Regions from separate parts of the Homo sapiens genome. Here region 2 is linked to region 1. Evidence: chromatin loops called from intact Hi-C (ENCODE). Cell type or tissue: CD4-positive, alpha-beta T cell. All regions are shown on one strand. Each heading gives the region's core, and the rest is flanking DNA. Links, peaks and the distances in the headings are about the cores only.

Region 1 (5,366 bases), core at 57-5,056:
AGAGGTCAGGAGTTTGAAATCAGCCTGGTCAACATGGTGAAACCCCGTCTCTACTAAAAAAAAATTACAAAAATTAGCCAGGCGTGGTGGCGCGCGCCCGTAGTCCCAGTTACTCAGGAGGCTGAGGCAGGAGAATCGCTTGAACCCGGGAGACTGGGGTTGCAGTGAGTCGAGAACGCACCACTGCACTCCAGCATGGGCGACAGAGCAAGACTCCGTCTCAAAAACAAAAACAAAAAAAGAAAAAAAATTGAAGAGTTTATTTTCTCTATTTAAACAGTCCTTTCCTAGTTCTCCACATGAGGCATTCACTGACAGAACTGGTTCCTGAGCTTTTGTGGATTAACTTTTTAAATTCTTTCTGAACAGCTTTATGCCAAGGTTCTAAAGTTCACATTGTGTAAAGGAATCATACTTCTGAACAAAGTATTGACACGTGTTTACCATAAGACAGCAGAACAAGCTGCAGTTGGGCAATCGTTTTGTAAACTATTTCATAACTGCAGTAGAAAATCAAGATTTACTTGATGGAGACTTGGGAGACCTCTATAATTTTCTTAATGTTTAGACTATTTCCTCCAGGCTAAATTTATTAAGTCATGATCTAAGTGTTTTAGTGTAAAGTTTACAGCGTTAGTGTCACCGATTCTGTTTGATAAAGACTAGGGGCAGCCCCAAAGCATTTTGAGAATTACTTTGCTTAGTTAAAATATGAGAGGCTGAACTTCTTTCCAGCAAGCTGAGTAGGGAAATGAAACCACCAAACAGCACTGATACTAGGCCGTTTCCAAGCAAATATCCTTTTAAAGCATTGAGCTTTGAACTGACCCAAACTCTGAACTGTGACCTGAAAGAAAAAGGGCCTTCTGGCTTACTACCAGGGTAGAACCGAAACAAACAAACAGCTTGAGTTGAACCAATAGGTACTGTTTTTCAAAAGAATTTAACCAGAAACGCATGTGGTGGGTAAAGAGCATTTCCAAAGACCCCAAAATGAGGTAGTGCAAGTCTTAAACTTTTTCTTTCACCGGAAGTGCAAATCTGTGCATTTAAAGGTAAACTGCGTATATTTAAGCAGAAACCCTCTCCAGAAAAAAAAAAAAAAAAAAGCAGAGGAACATCTATCTACCACAGTGATCCAAACTGGTATTTCTGGTTTGCAGGATGTATGAATCCTAGCAAACCCAGGGCTGCTTCTGAGGTCCACAACGATATCCTACACTCGGGATTAGAAACAGGGAAGGGCCAAAGAGCCAAAGGTGGGGAGGGTTAGCGCTGCTCAACAGTCCACGCGCCCCTCACGCTGCAGTGGGTGCGTCTGCGGTCAGGTTCTCCGCTCCCTCTCCTCGTACCCCACCCCATGCTCGGAGTGTGTGAGGGCAGCTACTGATGCCAGCTCCCCAGCTCCTTTCCGGATGCGGGGGTGACCTGAGAATGGCTATCCTTGCTCCCCCCAGCCCCCAATTCTTCACCAGTAGCAAAGGGAGGGAGTGAGGCCCCGAGGCGGGGAGGGCTTAGCTCCGGGGCAGGCCCGGCTCGCTGCCCGGCGTACCTGGCTCTCGGCTGCGGGGATGCCAGACTCGAGCTCGCACAGCGCGCGGAAGTTGTGCAGCTCGAAGTCGGCGTCGACCTGGAGGGAAAAGGTCACCTCGGAGAGGTCCCTCCGCACACAGTACACGGTGAGCAGCATGGCCCGGGCCCGACCCGGCTCGGCTCGGCTCGGCCCGGCCTGGGCGCGGGGCGCAGGGGAAGAGGCGGCGGCGTGGCCTGGCTGGTGCTGCGGGAGGACGGCGCCGGCTGCTCGTTCGCTCGCTCGCTCCCTCCCTCACACACGCTCAGTGAGTCACTCCCTCCCGCCCTCACTAGCAAGCACGGCCGCCGCCACACGCCTGCGAGTCCGTCTGCCTGCCGGCCTGCCTCCCACGGCTGCCGCCAAGCGCGCCGGCCGCCCGGCGCCCCGCCCCGCCGCAACGCGGCTGCCGTAAAGCCCGCCTCGCCTTCCCCGCCTTCGCAACGCAGCGGGGGGCGGGGCCGGGAAGAGGAGGAGGAAGCCAGGAGAGGATAGGAGGGGGAGGAGTGGGAAGGGGGCGTGGAAGAGGAGAGGGAGGAAGGGCAAGAAAAGGGGAGGGAAGGAAAGGAACGCGGAGAAGGAAATCTCTGCTGACTGGTTGACTTAATGACAGAAGTCTGTGGAGGAGTCCCCGGTCTTATTTATTCACCGAACAGGCATTGATTAAGCGCCTACCATGTGTCGGGCGCTGGCGATGCAGAAATGAATAAAAGGATAAATCCTTCTCCGTAACTCTCAATCTAGTACAGGAGTTAGTAATAAAACATATTTTTCGAGGTAGAAATTGAGGCTCCGACAGAGTAATTCACTTCCTGTCTTAGTGATTTAGGATTGAAACCAAAATCATTACCCTCCCTAGTCTACAGAAGCCAGTTGGCTGTGGCCCACGCCTACCTCCCCAGCCCCTTCTTCCGAGCTCTTCCCACATTCTCTGCCCTCCCAGCCACATAGGTCAGTTCCTCCAAGGCTCCATTCCCCTGTCTTGTAAATAATTTTCTCTCTACTTGGACTGTGTCTGTTTCCTAGCCCTAGCAACTCCTACCACCTAGCGCAGTGCCTTTTTGGGCACAGCTTAGAATCTACTCAATAAATATTTGCTACTTTAATGGCCTGTTTTTAAGGCACACAGCTGATGAGTGGTAGAGGCCCAGAACTAAGGTGCGGATGAGTAAGAAAACCAAAACTGAAAGATGAACTTGTAATGGATGCCAGATTAGCATCTTTCCATTTACTCCCACTCCCCCTCCATGGTAGGGAGCCCTTTTCCATTTTAACAGGAGAGAAGGAGCAAATAAGATGGCTGTGGGTGCAGGTAAGTAGGTAGTAAGTAGGCTGTTGGTGGCAGGAAAGGGAGAATTAGCAGCTGAAGGCTTTTACAAAGAGAAATTAGAGGAGCTGGGCGCGGTGGCTCACGCCTGTAATCCCAGCACTTTGGGAGGCCAAGGCGGGCGGATCACAAGGTCAGGAGTTCGAGACCAGCTTGGCCAATATGGTGAAACCCCGTCTCTACTAAAAATACAAAAATTAGCCGGGCATGGTGGCGGACACCTATAGTCCCAGCTACTCGGGAGGCTGAGGCAGGAGGGTCACTTGAACGCGGGAGGCGGAGGTTGTAGTGAGCCGAGATCAGGTCACTGCACTCTAGCCTGGGAGACAGAGCGAGACTCTGTCTCAAAAAAAAAAAAAAAAAAGAGAAAGTAGAGGCACAGGGGAGTGAGAATGCTTATATCCCCTAGGAGCAACAGAAAGCTTGACTATCAGTGGCTTAAACAAACAAGGGTTTGTTTTCTCACAGGAGAGAAGGCCTGGAGGTAGCAACAGCACTGGTTGAGTGGCTCACTGAAATCAGGGCCAATACTTTTGTAATTGTCTTGACCTTTTCCTGAGGGTTGCAATATATGGCTGGCTGCCTCCACTGCACGCATCATTTTCCTATTCAAGGAAAAAGCTTGCCCAGAAGTCCCTGTGCACATTTTTGCTTACATCTCACTGGACAGAATTGTGTCACATAGATGCAAGAGAGGCTAGGAACGCAAGTATTTAGCTTTGCCTAAAGGACATAAATAGGGAAAAGGGGGGCTGGGAATGGGTATTAGGAAAGATGTACACAGTGCCTTCTACAGTGAATGTTTGAAATAACCATTGCAAATTGAAGCAAGTTTAGCTGAGAAATGTTCTAGGATTGCCCAGTGGTGGTATCAAGGAATCAGTTGAGGCTTGAATCATTGATTAATTGTTATATTTGGTCTAGTGGTGCTCAGGTTCCCAGGTCTGGCAGATTTTGTTCTCCAAAGATGACCATGACAGTGCCTCCCATCGTCTATGCTCTTCCTACAACATGATTGGATAACCCTCCCATTAAGAAGTGGGGTGAATGTCCCTCCCTTTGAATCATGGCTCGGCAGACTAACTCTGGCATAAGTGACATTATGTGATTTCCTTTTTTTTTTTTTTTTTTATCAAGACAGGGTCTGGCTCTGTCACCCAGGCTGGAGTGCAGTGGCACGATCATGGCTCACTGCAGCCTCAACCTCCAGGGCTCAAGTGATCCCTCCAGCTCAACCTCCCCAGCAGCTGGAACTACAGGTGTGCACCACCACACGCAGCTAATTTCTTTTTAGTAGAGATGAGATCTTGCTATGTTGCCCAGGCTTGATTTCCTTTTTATTATGATTTTACATTATTTTTAGTTAAAAAAAATAGGGATGAGTCCTTGCTATGTTGACCAGGCTAATCTCCAAATCCTGGCCTCAAGTGATCCTCCCACCTTGGCCTCACGAAGTACTGGGATTACAGATGTGAGCCATCGCACCCAGCCACTTTGTGTGATTTTTAAGGCTAGGTCTCGCCTGTGTCCACCTGGAGCCAGCAGTTCTCACCCAGCATCCAGCAATATATGCCAGACACCAATGGAGGGGACAAAGCAATGGTGGACAGGCTCAGGCTGGGGCTGCTGCTTCTGGCACTGCTCCTACTTATGCAGATTTATTCAAATCAAACTATTGTAACGTTTTCAAGTAACTCCTCCCAGGGTACCTTGTCTGCCCCAAACCCAGCTAATGCCACCACCAAGGCAGTTGGCTGTGCCCTGCAGTCAACTGCCAGTCTCCTCATGGTCTTGCTTTCTCTTCTATATTTCTACTGTTAAGAAACATCTATACTTCCGTGTCTTCTAAACCCATTCCAAATGGCATCTAGGAGTCCAATGTGGCAAGAAAAAAAGCGGGTCTTCATCAAATCTATTAATTTCACACCTTCTTTTACTGATACAGAAAAGGTTGAGAACCTGGCCAGGTGTGGTGGCTCATGCCTGTAATCCCAACACATTGAGAGGTCGAGGCAGGTGGATCACCTGAGGTCAGGAGTTTGAGACCAGCCTGGCCAACATGGTGAAACCCCGTCTCTACTAAAAGTACAGAAAAATTACCCAGATATGGTGGTGGATGCCTGTAATCCCAGCTACTTGGGAGGCTGAGGCAGGAGAATTGGTTGAACCTGGGAGGCAGAGGTTGCAGTGAGCCGAGATTGCGCCATTGCACTCCAGCCTGGGCAACAAGAGCAAAACTCTGTCTCAAAAAAAAAAAAAAAAAAAAAAAAGGCCAGGCGCGGTAGCTCACATCTGTAATCCCAGCACTTTGGGAGGCCGAGGCAGGTGGCAGGTGGATCACAAGGTCAGGAGTTCAAGACCAGCCTGACCAACATGGTGAAACCCCGTCTCTACTAAAAATATAAAAATTAGCCAGACGTGGTGGTGTGTGCCTGTAATCCCAGCTACTCAGGAGGCTGAGGCAGGAGA
Region 2 (5,366 bases), core at 176-5,175, 600 kb before region 1:
TAGGAGTCATAAAATGCTGGACTCTCAGGAGGTGCTGTTATTGTGTAATTGCCATTGTCATTTGATGGGATGGGAGGGATGGTCACCAAAAGAGCCCACTCCCCAGCACAATGACCCCATCTTCCTGGGCCATAAATGCCACATTGGCTGATCATGGGTTGAGCAGTACATAGATTCAGGCCATGGTCCCAGCAGACTTCTGGGGCCTAGTAGGGTAGGCAAGGCCTCCCATCAGCTCTGTCAGCAGGGTTAGCTGTCAATTCAGGGGGTGGCCAGAGGACCAGGAGCAGTGGGGAGAGGGGGTCAGCCTCAGCATGGAGTTTAGCTGCAGCCTGGCTCCAGAGAGGGAGAGCAAATTACCCACAGATGCAGGGGGCCCTCAGGTTTGTGGGATACCCCGGTCAGTATGGCACATTTGCTCAGCATGCCGAGTGAGGATGTGATTATGTACCCCTGGGTTGCTGATTCTGGGGGGTTAGGGGGTAGTCATCACAACCTCAGGTCTGGCAGGGGTAGGATCTGCCTCTGGGGCCTCCAAAGTGGGTAGGAGGAGCAGGTGGCCAACTCTCTGCACCAGCAGGGAGGTGGGGTAACCCCTATGCAGCCCCAAAGCCCTGAGTAAGGTGCTCTGTGTCTGCCAACAACAGTGCGGTCCTGGTGGCTGCCACATTCAGGTCACCCAGCAGCTCATCATCATCATGGTGGGCAAACAGCTGCTCAACCACATGGAAGAATTTGTTGGGCTGTGAGTGTTGGGGGAAGAACGGGGGACAAGGCTGGGCCTAATCAGGCCATTTGGAGGGCTTTTATAAGAGCAGAGCAGAAAAACCCTTTACTGGGACAGAAGATACGGGCACAAGTCCTAGCCCTGCTTCTTGTAAGCTGCGTGGCTTTGTGTCTCTCTGGGCCTCAGTTTCGTCATCTGTACAATGGAGACAATAATACCTCTCCATGAGAGTTGAGGGGATTATGAGGCGTTCAACAGGAAACAGCTTTGCAAATGGAGGGCTTTCTATTACTATTTTTTTCAGGGGGCAGTGATATTTCAGAGACCAAGAATGACTATGTGGGAAGTGCAGAGTTGAGAGCACTGGACTCGAGTCTAACAGATTGGATTTGAACACTGGCTCCACCACTTACAATTTGGGGAGCCTGGGCCAAATTCTCCAGGTGTGTTTCCTCATCAATACAGTGGAAATCATCATGGTGCCTGCCTCTAAGGGGTGCTGGTGATAGAAGTGGCAGTTCCTAGCACAAGGCCCTGTTATGACCATTATCTGGTTGCCCTGCCTCCAGGAAACGGAAGGCTTGGTGGCAGAAGTGGCAGCTGGCAGGGCAGAGGGACACCCAGATCGGGCAGGAGCTGCAGCACTGGGAGAAGGAAGGACTATGAGCTCATCAAGTGTCAGGGCCTGTTTGATGAATACCCAGGGATGGAGGAGCAGTCGCTCAGCAGCGTGTGCCCTGGGCATGAGTGGGGCCCCTGGGGGCCTGGCACAACAGGGGAGGTGGCCCCGGGCCTGACACTCCCTGCCTGCCAGAGCTGCAGTTTGGGTTCATCACCATCTTTGTGGGAGCCTTCCTGCTGGCACCCCTGTTCACTCTGCTCAACAACCGGGTAGAGATTGGACTGGACGCCCACAAGTTCCTGTGCAAGTACCAGCGACCAATGGCTGGGCGCGGCTGGACATCTGGATCTGACTGCTCCTGCTGGAGGCCATGGTACACCTTGAGGTCACCGTGAATGGGAGTGAGGTAGATGAAGGGAATACAGGGGCAGGGGGCGGGGGAGATGGAGCTCAGAGACTGGGGAAGGGGGTTCAGGAATAGGGAAATACAGGGCTGGAGAAGGAAATCCGGGTCAGAGTTTGGGAAATAGGGGAGAGGAGGCTAGGATCCCGGGCCAAAGGCTCATCCTGCCACGGGAGGGGGTCTGGATCCGAGTTGGGGTGAGTTAGGGGGTTGGGCCCTGAAGGCCCTCTGGCTCTGCAGGCTTTCGTCTCGCCTTCATCTCGGACTTCTGCCGCATATCCCGTAACAGTACGAACACCACACCCAGCTGCACGGATTTGTGAATTTCACGCGGGCACCCGCGCCCCATGCCCACCTGGCCCAGAGCAAACACACTCTGCCCTTCAGGCTGGGGAGGAGGGGCGCGGCGGGAGGGGCGGGGCCCTGAGCTTTGGTGGGCGAGGCCTTCCTGGGAAGGGCGTGGCGCTGAGCCTTGGTTGGCGGGACGCTGAGGCGGGAGGGGCAGGGCTGTCTGGGAAGCACGGCGCTGAGCCTTGGTGAGGGAGGCCGGCCTGGGAGAGGGCGGGTGCTAAGCTTTGGTGGGCGGGGCCTGTCTGGGAGGGGCAGGTGCTGAGGAGGGAGGGGCGGGGCCTAGCTGGGAAGCCGGGAGCCGAAACTGGACGGGTGGGGTGGTGCCTGGCTGGGGTGCAGTGAGCTGATTCTGCCCCGGACAAATGCGCGGAGCCGGCTAGGGTACTGGCTGAACGGGCAGGGCCAGATTCTAGGGAGAAGGAGGGGAGGAAATGCGGGGTTCGGAGTCGAGATCCGAGAGCCTCTCCAGACCCCGCAACCCAGATACAAGGCCTCTCGCGACGTGGGGGTGAACCTCGCCCTCTTCTACTGGAAGCTGCTGGCTGTGCATGTGCATCTGGGTTTCATTATCGCCTTCGAGGTAGGCTCAGCCATCTGTCTTGGACAGACTTGGTTCCAAGTTCAGGCTCTGCCGCCGACCGGCTGGAAATTGGGATATATTATATAATAGGATCTACTTCATAGGGTCGTTATGAAGGTTCGGTGTCAAGCATTTGCACTGTGCCTGGCATGTTGTAGGTGCTCAATGAATTAATATCACAAATAATAATAACATTATCTCTTGGCAAGAGAAAGGAGAAACGAGAGGAAGCACTCTCCCACCAGCTTTGCTCTTTTACAAGCCCTGCCCTGACGTGGTTCCTAGTGTTAAGGGGTTCGAATCATACCTCTATGTCTTTGGGCAAATGGCAACCCCTTTCTGCTTCTGTTTCTTCGCTTGTGGAGTAGAAATTACCCCCAGCTCATAGAGTTGTTGTGAGGATTAAATGAATTCATATCCGGAAAACCTTCAGGTTAGGGTTTGGCTCAGGGTAAGCGCTCCATGAGTTAAGATCGCTAAGGCAATCATTCTCTCTTTTTGGCCCCCTTCTCCCCAGAATGTAGTGTTCTTCTTCCTGTGCCCCAACGACCGGCTCGTGCCCGATGTGCCAGCCCTGGCTACCAAGATAACTGCGCGAGCGCTACCTGGCCAAGCAGGCGGTGGCAGACAACCGGGAGACGCTGTTTCAGTCAGCAAGGCAGGCGGACCCCGGCCCCACCCGCAACATAATGACCATAATGACCACGCCCCTTGGCCTGCCCTCAAGCTTCAGCTCAGCCCTCTCTAGTTCAGCACTCTCTAGCCCCGCCCCCTTATTTGGCCTCATCCATTGGAGGGATTGGCTGGACTCCCTGTAGTTTCCGCCTGTTCCCGCCCATCATTAAGCTCCGCCCCCGCCAAGCCCCCTTTTCTACTTTATCTGCAAGCTGGGGTTGGGGGCTCTGCTCTGGAGTGCCAGCCTGCTCAGCCTGACCAAGCTGTGCTCTATGTCCGCACAAGGGACGCAGGGGCGTCCAGGACGCAGGGGCGAGTGAGGCAGGGCTGCCCTTCCAGGACCCTAGGTTCCCCAGGATGCTCCTCCTATTGGGGTCCTCTGGCTTCCAGTTACGCATCTGGGCAGTGTCCCAAGGCCGGTCCGGGAGTTGGATGAGAGGATTGGAGTTCCCTGGAGACCTCCAGACCTGCACTGCTACCCTTCCGTGTTCTTGCCTCCTGGCCTCTGTGCAATGCTGACAATAAACCTGTCTCTGCGTCCCAGACTGCCACCTCTCCACGGCCACCTGGTCCCCACCCACACGGTGCAGTGTCTCCTCACTATGTGGCAATGCTCTAGGGAGCCAAAGTGAACATGGGGGAGCAGAGGGACCCTAATGACTCTGAACTTAATGGCTGTCGGTTGGCAGCTAAGGAAAATACTTTGGGGCCGGGCGCGGTGGCTCACGCCTGTAATCCCAGCACTTTGGGAGGCCGAAGAGGGTGGATCACCTGAGGTCAGGAGTTCGAGACCAGCCAAACCAACATGGAGAAACCCCGTCTCTACTAAAAATACAAAACTAGCCGGGCGTGGTGGCGCATGCCTATAATCCCAGCTACTCGGGAGGCTGAGGCAAGAGAATTGCTTGAACCCGGGAGGCGGAGGTTACGGTGAGCCGAGATTGCGCCATTGCACTCCAGCCTGGGCAACAAGAGCAAAACTCCATCTCATAAATAAATAAATAAATAAATAAATAAATAAATAAATAAATACTTTGGGGGACTAGGGCATGGGCCATGAAACCTCTGCTGTGTATTCCGAGCCTGTAGTGTAAGAATAATAAGACCAATAAGAGTTTAGTTAGGTCAGCCGAGACACCCCGGATTACACTTTCACACACTTTTCACCACGAGACCCTCCTAAAAGCCTGGTGAGGCAGTACCAGGCAGTGGTGAAGGACTCAGGTTGGTGGTGGGGTCAGACAGACCTGGGTTTCTTTTCTTTTTTTTTTTTTTTTTTTGAGATGGAGTCTCGCTCTGTCACCCAGGCGGGAGTGCAGTGTTGTGACCTCAACTCACTGCAACCTCTGCCTCCCCACCTCCGTGGTTCAAGCAATTCTCCTGCCTCAGCCTTCTGAGTAGCTGGGATTACAGGTGTGCGCCACCACGCTCGGCTAATTTTTGTATTTTTAGTAGAGACAGAGTTTCACCATGTTGGCCAGGCTGGTCTCAAACTCCTGACCTCGTGATCCGCTGGCCTCAGACTCCCAAAGTGTTGGGATTACAGGTGTGAGCCCCTGTGCCCAGACTATTTTTGTGTTTTTAGTAGAGACAGGTTTCACCATGTTAGCCAGGCTGGTCTAGAACTCCTGACCTCAGGGGATCCACCTACTTTGGCCTCCCAAAGTGCTGGGATTACAGGCGTGAGCCACCACGCCCGGCCAGACCTGGGTTTCAATACTAGTCCTGCCCCTTATTAGCTGTGTGACAAGTTATTTAATCTCTCAAACCTTAATGTCATCTGTAAAATAGGGACTTCATAGAACTGATGAGAGATTTCAAAGGGATAATGCTCATGACTTAACTTGTTAAGTTGGCCCCCCATATCCTCAGGTTCTGCATCCTTGGGTTCAACCAACAATGCATGGAAAATGAAAATAAAAACAAAAAATAACAAAAATAATGACAATAAAAAATAATGCAAATAAAAAACATTACAGGATAACAACTATTTACATAGCACTTACAC

What was found. A loop is a pair of places that touch in the nucleus more often than their neighbours do. Peaks named below come from ENCODE experiments on the same cell type or tissue, not always from the same donor. Only the 100,000 strongest peaks of a DNase experiment are listed, where the experiment ranks them.
Region 2: it touches region 1 in a loop (2.6-fold over the local background); 3 of 110 quality-filtered maps call a loop at or near these places.

The regions. Positions count from the first base shown.
Region 1 is chr1:15,613,995-15,619,360 of GRCh38, reverse strand. It overlaps DDI2 (DDI proteasomal shuttling factor 2), which reads right to left and starts at 1,903. Exons shown (of 10, transcript NM_032341.5): 1 at 1,553-1,903. The coding sequence starts at 1,690. It also overlaps the pseudogene CD24P1. RefSeq lists a silencer at 1,580-2,149. In CD4-positive, alpha-beta T cell, for the core only: no CTCF peak of the experiment used is centred there; a DNase peak (open chromatin) is centred at 1,960; H3K4me3 peaks cover 2,744 bases; H3K27ac peaks cover 2,282 bases.
Region 2 is chr1:16,214,444-16,219,809 of GRCh38, reverse strand. It overlaps the pseudogene ANO7L1. Among named protein-coding and RNA genes, the nearest start is that of ARHGEF19, 4.5 kb to the right of the region's middle. RefSeq lists silencers at 2,080-2,179, 2,320-2,429, 3,547-3,596 and an enhancer at 2,772-3,468. In CD4-positive, alpha-beta T cell, for the core only: no CTCF peak of the experiment used is centred there; DNase peaks (open chromatin) are centred at 2,289 and 3,439; H3K4me3 peaks cover 1,790 bases; H3K27me3 peaks cover 230 bases.